Regions from separate parts of the Homo sapiens genome. Here region 2 is linked to region 1. The links are chromatin contacts, found by Hi-C or POLR2A ChIA-PET in ENCODE. All regions are on one chromosome and are shown on one strand. Each heading gives the region's core, a stretch centred on a gene start or an enhancer-like site at or near the end of the contact. The rest is flanking DNA. Distances are from core to core; before and after follow the strand shown. Region 1 overlaps ERMP1 (endoplasmic reticulum metallopeptidase 1). Region 2 overlaps BRD10 (bromodomain containing 10).

The links. Hi-C counts contacts between places; a loop is a spot of excess contacts on that map. ChIA-PET counts read pairs that join two places held with the same protein, here RNA polymerase II (POLR2A). Pooled maps may share reads with other maps.
Region 2: a pooled map shows a loop between it and region 1 (2.4-fold over the local background). The contact joins two enhancer-like sites. A Hi-C loop is called at or near these places in 1 of 168 maps with a recorded cell type or tissue (PC-3) and 3 of 50 pooled maps. POLR2A ChIA-PET finds 5 or more read pairs at or near these places in 1 of 52 experiments (activated T-cell).

What each region holds. Positions count from the first base shown.
Region 1 is chr9:5,797,819-5,801,535 of GRCh38, forward strand. It overlaps ERMP1 (endoplasmic reticulum metallopeptidase 1), which reads right to left. Exons shown (of 15, transcript NM_024896.3): 11 at 3,358-3,510; 12 at 988-1,190; 13 at 1-114. Among named protein-coding and RNA genes, the nearest start is that of ERMP1, 33 kb to the right of the region's middle. Within about 2 kb of position 1,718, at least 3 of the 41 ENCODE cell types and tissues checked have a DNase peak (open chromatin) inside an H3K27ac peak, as active enhancers do.
Region 2 is chr9:5,947,999-5,951,649 of GRCh38, forward strand. The region is part of intron 4 of BRD10 (bromodomain containing 10); the gene reads right to left. Among named protein-coding and RNA genes, the nearest start is that of MIR4665, 58 kb to the right of the region's middle. Within about 2 kb of position 1,278, at least 6 of the 41 ENCODE cell types and tissues checked have a DNase peak (open chromatin) inside an H3K27ac peak, as active enhancers do.

The sequences.
Region 1 (3,717 bases), core at 468-2,967:
GTTGCTTCAAAAGTCAATTTTATAGAATCCCAAGGTGTCTGTTCTTTGGATATGAGTCGGAAATGAGGAGGATTTCTTGGAGAAACTTCTGGGGCAGGAAGATACCAGTTTTTCCTATTTAGAAAGGAAGCTTCAGTTTTAGGGTGCTTTATTATTTGATGGCTATCTGTAACTCACAGAACTGTTCAGCATATATGAACACATTTTTGGGTATGAAAATAAACTGACAGACATGATAAGCAATGCCAACTCCAACAAATTTAGGTTATTTTGTAATAAAACCTTCCCAATGTTAAGAACAAAGGAGTAACCTAGGTGATCTTGATTCCACCACCCATCCTATTTCTTCTCATCCAGTCCTTCACTGCCAAGCTATAAAATCTTCCCAGAGAAAACAATTTTTTTTTTTCTTTGAGAGACAGAGTTTTGCTGTTGTTGCCCAGGCTGGAGTGAAATGGCGCGATATCGGCTCACCGCAACCTCCACCTCCCGGGTTCAAGCAATTCCCCTGCCTCAGCCTCCCGAGTACCTGGGATTACAGGCATGCACCACCATGCCCGGCTAATTTTATATTTTTAGTAGAGACACGGTTTCTCCAGGTTTGTCAGGCTGGTCTCGAACTCCCGACCTCAGGTGATCCACCCGCCTCGGCCTCCCAAAGTGCTGGGATTACAGGCATGAGCCACCGTGCCCGGCCACAATTTTTGAGATAGATGCTTATTGGCTATTATATTAGTTAGAAGGGCCACCTTTTCTAACCACTCAGGTTTCTAGAGAAAAGATTTTTAAAATTTGAAAAAACAAAACTACTCTTCTGAGTGCTTTATTCCACTAAAAAAAAAAAAAAAGTTTCATAATGATAGAAAAAATAGTACAAACACCACTGAACTTGTATATTAAAGGATGGCAGTTTAAATGATAAGAGTACTGATATGGTGACAAGACTTGAGAACAAACTAACCTTAAGCAGAAAAATAATGAACCAACCTGATCAGAAAGTGCACTGGAAGATACCAAGGAAAACCACAAAGAGGTGCATTCTCCTCACAGTGAGCTCGGATACTATCATTGATCTCAGGAATGTGAGGGGTTATGTGAGAAATTCCAGTATAATCAAACCCATTGATCCATATTCCAGAGTCCCGTTTAACTGCATTTCCTTCCAAGTCATGGAATGTTCTAGTCATATGCTGAAAAAAAAAGACTAGTGAAAAAACTGTTTCAACTAGTACACCCACATTCCCACCCCAGATTACAAAAATGGAGTATGACAATACCAAGAAATGATGTGGATATGGAGCAAGTGAATAAGACACTGAGAGTTTCTAAGGTACTGCTAGCGTTCTTTATTTTAAACTGGAAAATAGATATATAGATTATTGTTTTATTGTATCTTCCAAATATATTTAGGATTCCTATAAAATGTTTTTGAAACTTACTATTTCAGACTTAAAAGACGTTAATGTTAGAGCTGCTTTTAGATAAGGATTTAAAACAAATACATCCTAAGCACATATATACATACACACTCATTTCCCTATTAGTGTTTTATGAAGCTAATTCATGTGCAGAGAAAAGTGGGAATTGCAGCTCACCACTAGATGACAGCCTTGTGCCTAACAGAATTCTATGAAAAGGCACCGTGCTCCATTTGAAATAACTTTATTCACGGCAGAAACCAGCCTGAAGAATACCAATCAGGAAAAAAACAAACAAAAAAAAACACTGCATAGGGCAGGAGCCGGCAAACTGCAGCCAACAGGGCAAACTGTCCACTGACTGTTTTTATATACGAACCATTATTTGAACATGGCCACACTCATTTGTTTGGGTATACTCTGTTGCTGCTTTCGCTCTGTTTCACTGCAACAGACTGTATTGCTGACAAAGCCCAAAATATTATCTTGTCCTTTACAGGAAAAGTTTGCCAACTTCTGGCACAGTGGAAGAGAACCCCCAAACAAATCAGAAAATGACTTTTTAAAAATAAAAATCCTGCTTTTCCTAAGTATTACTGACATAATTATAAAACTTAATACATCATGAAAAACACACTGAACCTCCTAAAAAAAAATCCGTTCTTCACTAAAGGTTTTACAAATTGTAAAATCTCACATAAAATTTATCACAGTGTCCTTCAGGACTATAACAAGGAATTGTTATTTGGCCCCTTTTCAAAACCTCCTAAGTGTTTTTAATTTTTTAAGTCCTTGAATAATTATCTAGGTATAATTCCTCTGGCATTTCTGTTTGGCTAGATTAGGTTAGATGTGACTCTTGCCCTTAAGGGTATATGTTATCTTGAAGCAGGATCTTTCACTTACAGAGTATAAAATACAAATAAGAATTATGCAAAATATACAATATGTTAGTATGTGTTCACAAACATGAGAAAGGGATGGGTATAAGGCATAAGATAATTTGTGTAGTATGAGAACTTTTAAAAACAATTTAGAAAAACTAACAATTTAGCCATCTCTAACAGAGATGACTAGAATTGAGGCTTACTGCTTTATAGTACCAGGTCTAAAAAATTTGAAGAAAAAGTTGAGATCTAAAATAAGTCCTCAAACTGGCCAGGTGTGGTGGCTCACACCTGTAATCCCAAGCACTTTGGGAGGCCGAGGTGGGTGGATCACCTGAGGTCAGGAATTCAAGAACAGCCTGGCCAACGTAGTGAAACCCTGTCTCCACTAAAAATACAAAAATTAGCCAGGCGTGGTGGCGAGCGCCTGTAATACCAGCTACTTGGGAGTCTGAGGCAGGAGAATCACTTGAACCGAGGGGGCAGAGGTTGCAGTGAGCCAAGATCGTTCCACTGCACTCCAGCCTGGGCAACAGACCAAGACTCCATTTTAAAAAAAGAGAAAAGAAAGTAAGTCCTAAAACTCACTTTATTAAACCCTTTCTAAGTTATAGTTTCACTATCACATATCACTTTGAATGTTACTTAAGATTAATTTTACTAGCACTTCTAAACATCAATTTTATTTTGCCAGTTGACAGTTTAGATTTTACTCAGCCTGTATACATTTTTACAATCTATATTTCTAAAAACTCATTATTCCATAATAAATATTTGCTCCTGTTTTTCCAAATAGATGCAGTTTTATAATTTGAATAGTAATAAAAACAAGCAAACATTTCCAATTCAGTCTCCTGGGAGATATATGTCTAGCTGATAAGAATGCCTCTTGACAGTCAGTCTTCTCCTCACTGCCTTACACACAAAAAAGGTGAGTATGACTAAATAGGTCAACAGCAGAAAAGTCAGCTGCGCTTGCTATTCACTACTGAAGCTCAAAACACACAGGGCTTCCTTTCCAGATCTCAAATACCTCATGCAAAACTGCTCACCTGAAGAAACACTCTCTTTGGCTTCGGATTAGCAGGATTGGAGCTATATGGAAAAAATGTTCCACTGCAAACAAGGAGGAATGTAATTGCACATACCAAAGTTAAAGTTAGCATGGTTTTTTTTGTGCTCTTGGCAAGGTAGATGAAGTTAATCTGAAACACAAACCACAAACACAGAAATATTACAAATTCATTCTAGTGGTGGAAAGGTGTTTTTAACTAACTTTATTTTTAACAGTATTACCTAACAGCCCCTGAAGAAAATTTATCAGCAGGTGCTAGCATACTCTAACATCTAGTAAACAAAGCACTAACTCTAGGAGATTTCCATTGCAGGTGAGAACCTAGAAAATGACAGAT
Region 2 (3,651 bases), core at 28-2,527, 150 kb after region 1:
AGAGGAGGTTTTCAGTCAAGCCACAGAGGTTACAAGAAGAGTTTTATCTCCCAGCAAGAACCTCTCCAAGGCTGTCACACTCCCTCAAGTTAACCTTTCATTTAATATAATCCATGGCAGAGCTACAAAATCACAGATCTCAGAGCTGAAAGGGACTAAAAATGTGTAATTTGTCCAAGCCTTAGCCTAGGCTAAAGAGACCTATCTCCAATTCATATAAAAGGTAATTAAACTAACAGAGGTAAAGTGACCTAAGATGACACACTGCTAGAGGAAACCACAGAACCCAGGACTTCTCCTACTATATTATATTCTTTTTAAAAGGGTCTTTATAACAACACAAAAATAAAGAAATCTAACAACTGAACTTGTATTATAGTTTTAGGATTCAGTTTATATCTAAGCTTTCATTTTTATTAAATGGTAATATTAAAAGGTCCTCTCTTCAACTCAACAAGCAGCAATGTATGTATGTGGTGGGAGTGGGGAGGCCCTGTAGAGATAAAAAAAAAAACTCCATGACCGTATCTCAGAACTACATAATAAATCATTCCTTACTTTACTGATACTTCAAACTAGAAATTATGTCCTTTGGATAGAAATTCAATAGGTCTAAAAGATATTTACTTGCTCCAAAAAAGGACATAAGGTAACATTAAAAAATACAAACAATATGGTAGATTATATTAAAAAGCAAAGCAAAAGGAAAACAATGTAGAAAAGTAAAAATGAATAGGTCCAGACAAAAGGGATCACACATTCACTCCCGTTCTAATAAAAAGATCCTGTAATTTATTATAAAAATAATAAGTGAAATACTAAATGCATGGTATAAATTCAAAATTTATATTGTATTTAAACTAAAATTATAATGGCATCTGCTAAAACTATGCAGATGGGAAAATTTCTTTTTATTTCTTATCATCACCATACCAGCAACAAGGACTACTTAAAAACTTGCAAATAAGGATATCACTTGTGACATGAAAGCCAAATTAGTCTGATAAACAACCATGTGATTAAACACAGATGTTTCTCTCAATGAACTATATATATTTTTAAGGGAGAACTATATTAATTTTAAGGGGGAAGAACTCCTGCTGTTAAAAGTGAAACAAAAAGCGGAGGTTAAAAATATTCATTTTAAGAGGGAGCAATTCAAAATAATGATATAATCAAAACATCTTAATACAGTAAGCAGTTAAAAAGCTGATTAAACTAACAGAGGTAAAATGACCTAAGATGACACACTGATAGAGGAAACCACAGAGAATCGCTTGAACCAGGAAGTCAGAGATTGCAGTAAGCCAGGATTGTGCCACTGCACTCCAGTCTGGCGGCAGAGCGAGACTCCGTCTCAAAACAAACAAACAAACAACAACAACAACAACAACAACAAAACCCTAATTTTAATTTTGGTTTCAATTTGTTATGTTGCAGTACTTTATTTCTTATCCCTTAGTTTCTCCATTGGTTAGATGGAGAAGTATAGTTTTTTCAGAGGTATGTTAAGGATCAGTGAGTTTTTTCTTATGTTTGAAAACAATGTAATATAAGTCTTAGCAGCTGGATTCTGGAGTTCTTCTGCAAAGCAGCCTTTAAAATCAATCATGCATATGAAATGGGAGCAAGGGCACACTGCATGGAAGATTTTTTTTTGGTTATTGTTGAAAAGCAGACTTAGGGTAACTAAGGCTGTTAAATTATTTTTAAAACTTATGTTATTGAGACTCAACACATTAGTTTTTAAAAATACTTCCTGTAACTTTCTGTCATAATTATGTACAAAAGATAAGTCATATAACATTAGATTTCTCTCTTAAATGTTAAATGAAAAGACTTTTTAGGAAAAAGTAACTATTAGGAAAACTGATATTCACTTTTCAGTCTAATAGTCTTTCTTTGATTACAAAACAGATAAAGGAAAAAGAATTTTACCAATTTAACAAAGTCGTAAGTAAATGTTAAAGTTGATATAAAAGCTTAAATCACCAATATTCTATAATTATCACTAAAAAATCCAACAATTTCCCCTACATGACAAATATATAATGCATCATAACAATACAACAGGGATAAACGTAAGTTTTCACTCTCATCAAACATAATGATGCAAATACTATTACTTGGTTTTCCACTTTTCAAATTCTTGTAGGCTTAATCATGTGCCACTTTCATTAAGACCAAATCCAAGATTTATTTCAAGGTTTTAAGTAAATGGAAAGAGTGCTAAGGGTCAATAATAGATGTTTTTATGCCATTTTTAATTGATTTTCCTATTCATAATTCAGTGTTTTTCACCAGAAGCGACTGACCTGCTTATTTGAAAACAATAAAAATGGCTAAAACAGTAAGCTGTATCATTCAATCCTCACAACTCTACAAGGAAGGTACTATTATTACCCCACTGTACAAATGAGAAACTGGAATCATGGAGAAGTTAAATACCTTACCCCACAGAGTTAATCAGTGGTAGAGCTGGCATTCAAACCCAAGTAGGTAGCCTGGTTGCAGAACCCTTGTGTTTAACCACTATGCAGATTACTGGTACCCACTGAATCAAGGTCTTTTGGAGGATGAAACCAACAATCTTCATTTTAAATAAAGGTATCACATTATTTTTATACTATCTAAAGTTTGAGAACCACTGACATAACTCTTAGGAAAAAGTGGCACACATTTGGTTAGACCCTTTACAATATACAGTCGTCCCTCGGTATCCGTGGGGTACTGGTTCCAGGACTCACCTCTGAACCCTGCGGATACCAAAATCCAAGGATGCTTAAGACCTTGATATAAAGTGGTATAGTATCTGCATATAACACATCCTCCCATATACTTTAGGTCATCTCTACATTACTTATAATACCTAATACAATATAGTTGTGATATAAATTGTTGTTATATCATATTGTTTAGGGAATAATGACAAGAAAAAAAATCAGTACATGTTTAGTACGGACACATTTAAGAAAATATTTTCAATCCAAGGTTGAATGCACAGATGCAGAACCTACAGATACAGAGGGCTGACTGTACACACACACACACACACACACACACACACACACACACACACCCCCACCCCACCCTGCCACACATACAAATCCAATCCACCATTTGAATGCTCACAGTGTATACTCTAAATAGGAGTAGGATGATTATTTTCTAAACCTGGGTGCAGATATTAGGTGTGTATATAAACATGGATTCTTTCTGAAGCAAATAGGGGGGCAAGTTCAAGTTCTAGCTTTAAAAAAAGTCAACAAAAACATTGTCAAACTAAAAAGCAGCTGAGGTCAAAACATTTTTAAAAACTCATTAGGACTTAAAAAAAAAAAACTTCACAATTTAACCCTTTCATTTATCTCTATCTAAGCATGCTTTCTGTCAATTTAAAGAAGACTGGTCCTTTGGCAAACTGGTCAGGTTTTACAAAAGGGATCTATTATCTATCCAAAAACAGGTTCATTATTTTCAGAAGCAAGATATTTCAGAATGAATAATATGAAGATCTTCTGACTAAATATTTCTATATTTTTATGTTTAATGCTAGAAATGTGATATTTAAAACACCTTGAACAAAACAAATAATTTACAGAATCTGAGGTGCTAAATACCATATCGCTAGAACTTTTGGGCAGGGAATGA